2 separate regions of the Homo sapiens genome follow, and region 2 is linked to region 1. Evidence: chromatin loops called from intact Hi-C (ENCODE). Cell type or tissue: endothelial cell of umbilical vein. All regions are shown on one strand. Links, peaks and the distances in the headings refer to the core of each region. The heading gives the core; the rest is flanking DNA.

Evidence for each region. Hi-C counts contacts between places; a loop is a spot of excess contacts. Peaks named below come from ENCODE experiments on the same cell type or tissue, not always from the same donor. Only the 100,000 strongest peaks of a DNase experiment are listed, where the experiment ranks them.
Region 2: it touches region 1 in a loop (11-fold over the local background); 2 of 110 quality-filtered maps call a loop at or near these places.

The regions. Positions count from the first base shown.
Region 1 is chr15:95,174,399-95,179,795 of GRCh38, forward strand. No RefSeq gene overlaps it. Among named protein-coding and RNA genes, the nearest start is that of LETR1, 150 kb to the right of the region's middle. In endothelial cell of umbilical vein, for the core only: no CTCF peak of the experiment used is centred there; DNase peaks (open chromatin) are centred at 623, 1,993 and 2,953; H3K27ac peaks cover 2,830 bases.
Region 2 is chr15:95,363,421-95,368,817 of GRCh38, forward strand. No RefSeq gene overlaps it. Among named protein-coding and RNA genes, the nearest start is that of LETR1, 39 kb to the left of the region's middle. In endothelial cell of umbilical vein, for the core only: no CTCF peak of the experiment used is centred there; DNase peaks (open chromatin) are centred at 2,481 and 4,981; H3K27ac peaks cover 3,418 bases.

The sequences.
Region 1 (5,397 bases), core at 57-5,056:
TGGGAGTGCTCAGTCTAAATTCTGCACAGCCATGTCAACAACCAAATTCCTAAGAATTTCTTCCTCATTGTCCCAGTGAGGCCGCAGCAGGATCAGCTACTGGCTGGGCTTTTTGGACACCACCCACCCCCGGCAATTTACAGCTAGCAAAGAGCTGTAGATGGAGTGACAGCTGCCCATGCCAACACAGTCACACAGGACAGGGCAGCTTTCCTACACCTGACTGGGCCTCAGCCTCATGGACAGGAGTGACATTACAGAACGTGCAAGGTCTCCAAACAGCCCTTCTCCTCCAGGTCACATTGTCACCTTTTTTGCTTGTGCCAAAGTCCTTCCCAGATGTCTATGCAACGGAAGTAAAATTTATACTCGTGGAGCCTTAAAATGCTGACATTCCATGTTTACAGGGATTGTTTACTCAGAAAATTAATCAGTTACGGTTTTAAATTTTAATTAAATAATGTTTTCCGGTGTTATTGCAAAACAGGCAAAAGCCCATAAAATGTATGTTTGACTGCTGTTGTGTGTTGTCTTTGGATCAAGGCACAGTCTTGAGATCAATCATGCATGATATTTTTGTGAACTTTTAACAGGACAAACTTTCACATAAATTTGGTTCATTAAAATATGTCCATCAAAATAAAAGTCATTCTGAGAAACTCTCTGGAATTTCCTTTTTCTTTCTAATCGGCAACAAATGATTTTGTACTTGTCCTGTAAATAAAAATATGGGAGGGAGGTAAGCAGACACTCAGTTGTGCAATAGACTGCTCTTTGCCAATGAACCAGAAGTAACTTCATAGGAAGTTATCCATTCCACTCACATATTGGTCAAGAGAGAATTATTGGTTCAGTGAACATTGGCATGGTGAAAATATTTTGGTTCCAGATGGTGATGTGTGCGAGGCATATTCTTAAGCTTTCTCGCATATTTTTCCATTTTATTTCTTCTTTACCTTGTTTTATTTATCTGATTATAAAACAAATATGTGATTCTGATACAAACAAGGAGAAAACTACATGAATTAAGAGATTTAATAACCTCCCTCTTAATAAATATGATTAACACATCTCTATTTTTGTCAGTGCATCTACTAACATCATTTATGTATTTATTTGCATAAAACTGTTACAAATGCCAAATAGCTCACCAAATGTGCATAATCTTTGTCCACGGAGGCTCAAAATCTAGTCCTAAAACTACTGATAATAGTTACTATAATATCTCAAGTTAAAAGAATATATACTAGCCAGGAAAATTTGCAAAATCTTAAAACCAAATTGATTTATCACAGAATATTTACCAGTATAAAAAGTATAATATTACATCTGTTTTATGTTATATATTGCTTAATGACTCTATTTTTAATTTAGTTTTCTTATGTTTTCTTTTTTGTTTTCGTTTTGTTGTTGTTGTTTGAGATGGGGGTCTTACTTTGTTGCCTAGACTGTAGTACAGAGGCATGATTATAGCTCACTGCAGCATCAAACTGCTGGGCTCAAGGAATCCTCCTGCCTCAGCCTCTCAAGTAGTTAGAGCTATAGGTGTTTGTCACCATACTTGGCTAATTTTTTTAACTTTTTTTTTTTTTTTTTGTAGAGATAAGGTCTCACTATGTTGCCCAGGCTGGTCTTGACCTACTGGCCTCAAGGAATCTTCCTTCCTCAGACTCCCAAAGCACTGGGATTATAGGCATGAACCACCATGCCTAGCCCTTTTTAAGGATTTCGCAGTGTATCCTAGAGCTCTTCTAAGGGCAGTACACATAGCACAACGTCATTCCTTTTCAATATAACCTATAATACCATTGGATGAGTCCTCTAGTCATGTCTCTACCTTTTGAAAAACAAATCTTTTCACATTGGCTACTGAGTCATTTGGACATGACCCTGGCAGTCTTTTATAATCTCCTTGATATCTGGTATAACAATATGTTCTAACACCATTTTGTATATTTCCTATGCCAGTCATGTAATCAGCCATTTCTCACATTGAAAAATAAATCTTTTCACATTGGCTGCTGAGTCATTTGAACATAACCTTGGCAGTCTTTCATAGTCTCTTTGATATCTGGTATAACCATATGTTCTAACATCATCTTGTATATTTCCTACTCCAGTTGTGTAATCAGCCGTTTCTCCAAGATGAGCTGGTTCCTTCTAGTAGGGAATTGTACTAAGAGACTGCAATCTGGGAGCTAGGAGTGCTCATTGTTACTGGGTTGATCATTGTGTCTGTTTAGTGGAAAAATTAATAAAATGTTTTGTTTATAGGATAAAATACATTAGGAGTTCTTATTAATACTTCCTATTCAAATTCAGGACTATGAGATTATTAGTGAACCTCGTGTACTCTGTTTCACACCAAGACTTGTGATTTTTAAGATCAGTAAGGATGACAGGATTAGAATATCACTTACTTGTTCTCTTTATTCCACATTACCCCCTAGATCTGTCTCAAAACAGTAATATTAACATGACCACCAAAAATATGATTAGTACTAACAGTTAACATCTTTTTGTAATGCGGTCCTTTTTGTCCTTAAGTTGTTCTCTAGAGGTGTGTGCAAATTTTGTATTTTAACAAAAATATATTCTTACTGGATTATTACGTAATCTGGCAATATGTATTAAGCTTCTTCTAAAAAGACCTCCATATCCATTAATCCAGGAATTATACTTCTAAAACTTTAAAGCAACAATAAAAAAATCTGGACAAAACTTTATTTTCAACAAAAATTTCCTATTTATTAGAGGGAAAAAATAGATGTAGCCTTCTGTCCAAAAATACAAAAGTACTTAATTAAATTGTAATGATTCATCCCTTAGAATATTATGCATGTGTTACAAATAAGTGAGAATAAATAACCAATAGAACAAAATGATGTAAGCATTTTTGTAGAAGAGGAAGAAAAGCAGCAGAAGAATGACAAATGTAAAGATATGAAAATCCCCAAATTACCACTGGAGAGCACTAAAGAACAATCTGAGAATGTTAGACGAAGCCAGGGAGGGGCAGGGATAGGGGTGGGGAGGATCAGGGGAGCTGCGGCTACCCATTCAAACATAATGGGCTAAGGTCTGAGCTAGTTGAAGATGTCTAAGCGATAAAATATTTTTCTTTTTAAATTTTAAACTTTTTATTGAGAAGTAATTTCGAATGCACAGAAAAGTTAGAAGAATTAATACAAAGAACACCCATATACCCTTTAGCCACACTGCCCATTCTTTACATTGTATATTATGTTTATCCCATTTGCTCTTTTTCTTTGTCCATGTTTGTGTATGTAGGTATATCTCTATATGTACCCATTCACAAAATATATATTTTATTTTTTTTCTGAACCATTTGAAGGTAAGTTACATACTTTATGGTGAATAACCTCTAAGTTGCTTGGTGTGTTTTTCTTAAGAATGGAGATATTATATCTAACTATAGTATAGTTATCAAATTCAGTAAATTTTACACTGTTTATTTTATTTAATCAATTATCCATATTCAAATTTTTTCAATTGACCTTATTAATATTACTTATAACATGTTTTCCCTTCAGTGCAGGATCCAGATAAAGGTCAGGTATTGCATCGATCTGCCGGAGCTCTTCATATTCCTTTAATCTGTAAATTCCGTTATCTTGTGTATTGTATGCCATTAACATTTTGAAAAATACAGTCTTTGCCCTTTTTGATAGAAAGGGCCTCATTTTGGATTTTTCTGATGTTCCGTTATGATTATATTCAGGTTAGATATTTTAGGACAGCAGTATGTAAGAGATGTGCTTTCTCATGGTATCACATCTGAGGAAACCAATATCCATTTGTTCCCCATTGGTAATATTAGTTTACATTATCTGTTCAACCAGCTATTTGATTTCTCCACTTTAAAATTATTCTATATATAGTCAACTTAAAGTAGTCTGTGGGGAGCCATTTTAAAAATCAGGTAAATATTCTGATCCTTAACAAAATGTTACCTCTGATTTAGCAACAATTGATTGTCCTTGACTGATTTACTTTTTACTATAAGAATTGCTAAATACTGATGTGCCAACCCCAGCTCTCTCTCTCTCTCTATATATATTTTTTAATATATATATATTTTATATATATATTATATATATATATTATATATATATAATATATATATAATATATATATAATGTATATATAAAATATATATATAATATATATATATTATATATATATATATTCTTTTTTTTTGAGATGGGATCTTGATCTGTCACCCAGGATGGAGTGCTATGGCACAATCTTGGCTCACCGTAGCCTCCACCTCCCGGGCTCAAGCCATCCTCCCACCTCAGCCTCCCGAGTAGTTGAGAGCACAGGCACACGCCACCATGCCCAGCTAGGTTTTTTTTTTTTTTTTTTTTTTTTTTTTTTTTTTTTTTTGTATTTTTGGTAGAGAAGGGATTTCACCATGTTGCTGAGACTGGTCTCAAACTCCTGAGCTCAAGCGATCCACCTGCCTTGGCCTCCCAAAGTGCTGGGATTACAGCATGTGAGCCACCATGCCCAGCCTCTTTCTATATATTTACCAATTAACAATTACTATTCTGCTGAACACATATCCCTCTCATCTGTGCTGTTTATTTGACAATTTATTATATGTATGAACTCATAAATCCTGATTTTTCAATGGCACATCATTTGTTCCTATACTTTATTATTTTAGATGCTGCAAGTGTTTTATATTTTACTAGGGGGAAACCACATCAAGTTGGCTTCAGTGTCCTTGTGATGTATCTGCAGTTGTTCTTTCCTTAAATACTTTTATTTACTTTTAAACATAAAAAAAAGTTCTAGGCTCAGCTGGGTGCTGTGGCTCACGCCTGTAATCCTAGCACTCTAGGAGGCCAAGGCGGGTGGATCAAGAGGTCAGGAGTTCAAGACCAGCCTGGCCAAGATGGTGAAACCCCATCTCTACTAAAAAAAAAAAAAAAAAAATCCAAAAATTAGCTGGGCGTGGTGGAAGTCTCCTGTAATACCAGCTACTCAGGAGGCTGAGGCAGGAGAATCACTTGAACCCGGGTGGCAGAGGTTGCAGTGAGCAGAGATCACACCACTGCACTCCAGCCTGGGCAACAGAGTGATACTCCATCTCAATTTAAAAAAAAACAAAGTTCTGGCTGGGCGCGGTGGCTCACGCCTGTAATCCCAGCACTTTGGGAGGCCGAGGCAGGTGGATCACGAGGTCAGGAGATTGAGACCATCCTGGCTAACATGGTGAAACCGCATCTCTACTAAAAAATACAAAAAATTAGCCAGGCGAGGTGGTGGGCCCCTGTAGTCCCAGCTGTGTGGGAGGCTGAGGCAGGAGAATGGCGTGAACCCGGGAGGCGGAGCCTGCAGTGAGCCGAGATCGCGCCACTGCACTCC
Region 2 (5,397 bases), core at 140-5,139, 190 kb after region 1:
ATTTCAAGCCTGTGATCTTAAAAACGCACTGAGTATCATGTTTTCTCTTTGAGGTCTCTAAATTCATCTACTTCAGGTCATAAGTTTTATTAATCTTATCTCTTTTTCCGAGCTAACTTTTGCCACTGGCTCTCTCTCATTCAAAAATCTCAATCACAACCTGCATTTGCTCTACGCAAAACAGCTTTAGCATCGTGAACAATACATGTTAACTTTTGCCACCTTTTTTTTTTTTTTTGGTTAGTGGGCTGGGGTGAAAAGGAGGAGAGGAGAAGAGCGAGCTAATGGTTATTCTCAGACAGTCCTGGTGCTTCTTCTACAAATTTAGCGTGGAGGCCTTTGAGCTAATTACATTCTGTATATCTGAGCCAACTCAGAGAGCTTCACGCTGACACTCGGATACATCTGGGCCTGATAACAATTGCAAATGCTCGGGGCACACTTTAAAAAAGATCTTATGTTACAACATGAAACAACATGTTTTACAGTACTCAGAATGGTCAGATAAATAAAACAGCTCCAAGTTCAGAGCTTTGTGGGGGGAAATGTATTTTGTAACATTTCATTTAGAGCAGAAAAATTTCCCCACTGACAAGGGAACATTTGACCCTAACATAATGTTAAGTTCTACCCACAGCTGTTTGAGGTAATGGGCAATAGAAGACTCTGGGCTGCCTTTAATGATGTTGGCTATAAGATTACAATCATTTCCCATTCAGAGGGACAGTTTTGGACATTTTGGTCCGAGTTGAAAGTATGGAGGAGAATTTATAAAAAGCTACCTCTGCACATACCTCCAAGGAGAGAGAGTAGGAATGAAAACACTGCTCATTTCTAGGCCATATTCAGCATAAATGCCAGAAAGATCATGTTAGTTTATTTGGGAACTGTCTTTGGGGGCAGATTTGATGTGTTGATCACAGCCAGGTGACTTCTGAAATCATCATTCATGCTTTGGGGGGGATGTTGGACAGAGGAGGCAGAAAGGGAAAACAACTCCCAGAGCCAAAGTTTTGCATAAGATGGTAACAATTGTCAGTTTCCACCTGGCAATAAAACTCCCCAGCAAGCCCTTCTGCTAATACACGCTATATGGCAGTAACCGTCTTTCTTTCTCCTATGGAGAGTTGTAAAGTCATAAAGTAGATGAGTATTACTGATTTTAACCTGACATATTTCCCTGTTCCTTGAATTTGCACCTTAAAAAAAGTGTAGCCTTGACACATTAGTATTGAACACTCTTGCCCTCTTGTTGAGTACGCAGTAGCTTAAAAAAAATACTCATTTTCTTCATTCCATGCCCCTACTCCTTCCATTTTTCTTTAAAAATTGCCTGTAGTCACCACAGCTTTGTTATGGAGGGGAAAAAGTAACTTGAGCTATACCATTTGTAGAGCACTTTGGCGTTTACTCTTTAGTGTATATTCTCTTTCTTAAATTTAAAAACATATTAAAAGGGAGGTGTTTAGCTCCCATTTGGCAGATGGGACAACTGAGGCTGAGCTTGACATAGCGCGTTTTCCCAAATTCTGCAGCAGTAAGTAGCAGTAGAGCGCAAACTAATGTCCACGTGTAACTGGCATCAATACCCAAATAAAGTGCCTTTATTTATTATAGCACCTGACAATTACATAGCAACTTCAATTTTTCGGAAGTGCTTTTCTTTTTTTCCCTACATCATTTTCTTTAAAAAATAAGTTCAGTAGAACCCAGCCACATTTTAAAGTTGCCCAGAATTCAGAAGCACAGAGAAGTGATTAAACTTATTAACAAAGATACAGTCAACTAATATGAACGTGATATTCCTTTTAGATATCTATGAACACGTGTTCTCTTAATGATTATATGCCATATCTCTCCATGTATTATCTCAAGGAAGAAAATAAACATGGATTTTCATGAATGTAATTAATGTGTTCCGAGACAACACTTCACGTTTTACTGAATTCCCTATGTACTCAGTTCTAAGGTCATCTCTCCAGAAGACAAAATAGCCCTTTTTGTTAAGTTGTCTGGAGGTTTGGTTTGTTTGTTTATTTGTGTGTTTGGGGGCGGGGGGTACATCAGTTTCTCTAGAAAGCTGGCTCCTGCGTTCTCAGGGGTTATAAAAATGGGAATCATTTTTATTGGCAATCCACTGGAATAGTGCTGAGACAAATGGAAACTTGAAGATAAGGATCCTCTGAGGTGAGAACATACAGCTGTTGGGAATTGCTAGAGAATCTGACCAATAAAGGAAGTCACTATTTTTCCAGGCCTGAAGTGAGTTATAGGGCGAGACGGGTGTTGTATATTTATGTAAGGCAGCAGCAGGGAGTTTAAGCGGCTGTATATTGCTGAAAGAGCATCATTCACATTCAGGCAGAGACAAAAGGTGGAAATGAAGTAACATCCTGGCTGAAGAAGGCCTCACGACAGAATAATAACATTTCAGAGAGGGGGGCCGTGTGCGAGGCTGTGGGTAGGCCTCAAAATGAGGAAATGATCAAGATGCCTTGTCAGGCCTTCAGAAAACAGTTACACACACACACACACACACGCTCACACACACACACACACACACACAGGCACTCAGGATTAAGGCCTGGCCAAGCGTCCTTGGGAAGGAAAGTCATTTATCTTTCACAGAAACGCGTACACAATTACCCGCAACCTTCATCAGTACAGTCAGCAAGATAGGTTAGCCAAAACTACTAGAAAAAATATATATCAATACACATATTACAGTTACACTTCCATTTGGTATTTATTATTATCATGTACTCTAGCCTCACTGCATCAGTGTGGATACTAATTCAGGACAATATTTGAAGGACTAAAGTGGTTCTGGCTGCTCAAAAGACTCAAAGGAAGGGGGTAGGCTGGGGGGAAGAGACTGTCTTATCTCCTGTGTTTATTTATTGTGTCCTTTTGTTTAGAGGAAGTAGCGAGAAGAAAGGGGTCATGAAATTACACGCCTCTAATGACAAATGGTGAGAGGAGAGACAATCCACTTCAGAAAAATGATCAAAAGAGGAGGAAAGAAAGAATTTTAACATTCAAAAAATATATGTAGCTAGTCCGTGAGGCTCTTCTAAAACGCTGCACTTCTGTTTGGTAGAAATAGTTTAGGGTGCACCCAAATGCTAATGAAGATGTTATCAAATTTTTAAATGGTAGATTGCGTTGAATATTTCAGAAACTTTAGTCATTTAGAAAAAGCCTAATGTAGATAGAGTAAGAATCTTCTGTCACACAGGAAGCTCTTAGTTAATACTAAATTAGGGTGGTTATTAAAACACAGGATGGCACAGAACTGGGATGAAAATAGATATATTTTATCCTTAAAGTTTATTTGTCTTTGAAAGCAATATGACAATTATGAAAATTTTAAGTAAAATTAAAAGACGTCTTTGAAAATGTTTGTGGGCCGTGGACTAGATTTGTGAATTTTCTGTATTAGGACCAAGTACGATGAGATGTCAGAGTGAATTTATACTAGACAAACCATTCACTTACAACCTCATGAGTATCTTGCTTAAGTTTTTAGGGAATAGTAGAATCACAAAACGAATACACTTGTTTCTCTGTTTTTCATTTATTTTTTCTTCTGCAGCTACACAGCTAAATATTAAACAACTACGAAAAAACAAAGCAAAAAAGAATGCTGAGCTGAAATCATTTAATTTCCTTCATTGACCCTTCCTTAACATTGTGACAACTCAATGTTTCAGTCACACCAGAGGGGTTTACACATTCAACTCCAACATTATCAGAACATGGTATTTAGGAGGCTTTTCAATAGCCAAAGGCTAGGAAGACTAAGAATGAACACAGGGCTCTTCATCTTTCTAGAATATGAGCAATTCACAAATGGGAACAGTTCATACTGCATTCGCAGGTGAACTTACCCGGCACGGAGCTGAAGCCAAAGATTTCTAGGAATGACAGCTTCAGCACATCCGTGAAATGATCCTACTTGCCAATTTCCTATTTTTCCACAGGGGACATCTGAAGGGCTGGGGTTGTGCAAATTCATTTCTGGCTTCTGAAGCATCAGGTAATGGCTACTGCCAGAGGCAGGATTCCAAAACCATTAGCCCACTGGTCTGATCGCATATGAAAAAACCTAATATTTTGACCACACAACCCATCTCATGGCATGCTGGCCTGGTACTAAAAATGCATTGATGAAGAACATATTGTATTAGGTCACTCATTGAAGCATAGCTTAGGAGTGCTTTGAGAAAAATGCCATTTCCACAGGATTTGAGCTCCATTGAGAAAAATAATGTCTTAAACATAGATTGTTCAGTCTCCACTCTGTTTGTATACACACACACACACACGTATACACACATACACATATATATACACACACACATACAGAAAGAGTCACATATATATAAGGAATTTCTTAGACCAAGACACACACACACATACATATATATATATATATATATATATATATATATATATATATGGAATTTCTTAGACTAAGACATATATACATATATATGTATATATATATACGGAATTTCTTAGACTAAGACATATATACATATATATGTGTATATATATATACGGAATTTCTTAGACTAAGACATACATACATATATATGTATATATTTATATGGAATTTCTTAGACTAAGAATTTCTGGGTACATCAGCAGTGGTTCATATAAAAAGAAACAGAGGGGTAGGGAAATGAAAACACAGTCTTCCATTTTTTGGCTTCTCCCTTAGAATGTTTGTATAAGAAATCATCAGTTCAGTTGCAGGCATTTATGTGTTGTGGTGTGTTGGGGGGAAAAAAACCCTCCATTTAAACACGGATTTTAACCTTTCCACCTTAGCCTCTTACATTTTCTTTCCTTCCACTCAAAGCATTTAGGTAAATTAGGATGAGGTCCCTCCATAAAAATGCAAGGGGATCAGTTAAACTTTCACTTCTAATTTATTCATGAAGGAGCGAGGTCTTGCCTGGCCGTGCTGTGCGTCATCCTGTCAGAATGACTTTCTCTCTTGTTGAGAAGGGAGATGGAAAGACAGGAAATCGGGGGCTCCAGCTCTCCTAGTAATTGCTGTGAGAATAAAAATGTGAGTACTTTCTTGCCTGGTTAAGTGAATGTGAGCAAAAGTTTCAAAAATGAAGATAAGAACTAAATTAGCATAGATATATGTGCATGAGTGTAGGAACTAAAATATATGTAATAAGTGTATTTGTATGTTATAAATGCATAACATAAAACACATTTTATATAATACATGTATAATGCAAATACATACTGCATTTATAAATAGTGATCTATTTATCACTTTTGATAATATGATACATGATTTTTCAACAGTGTATAGGTGCACCATCAATTCAATGTACAAATGGATACAAAGTATTTATAATAACAGTGTAAGAT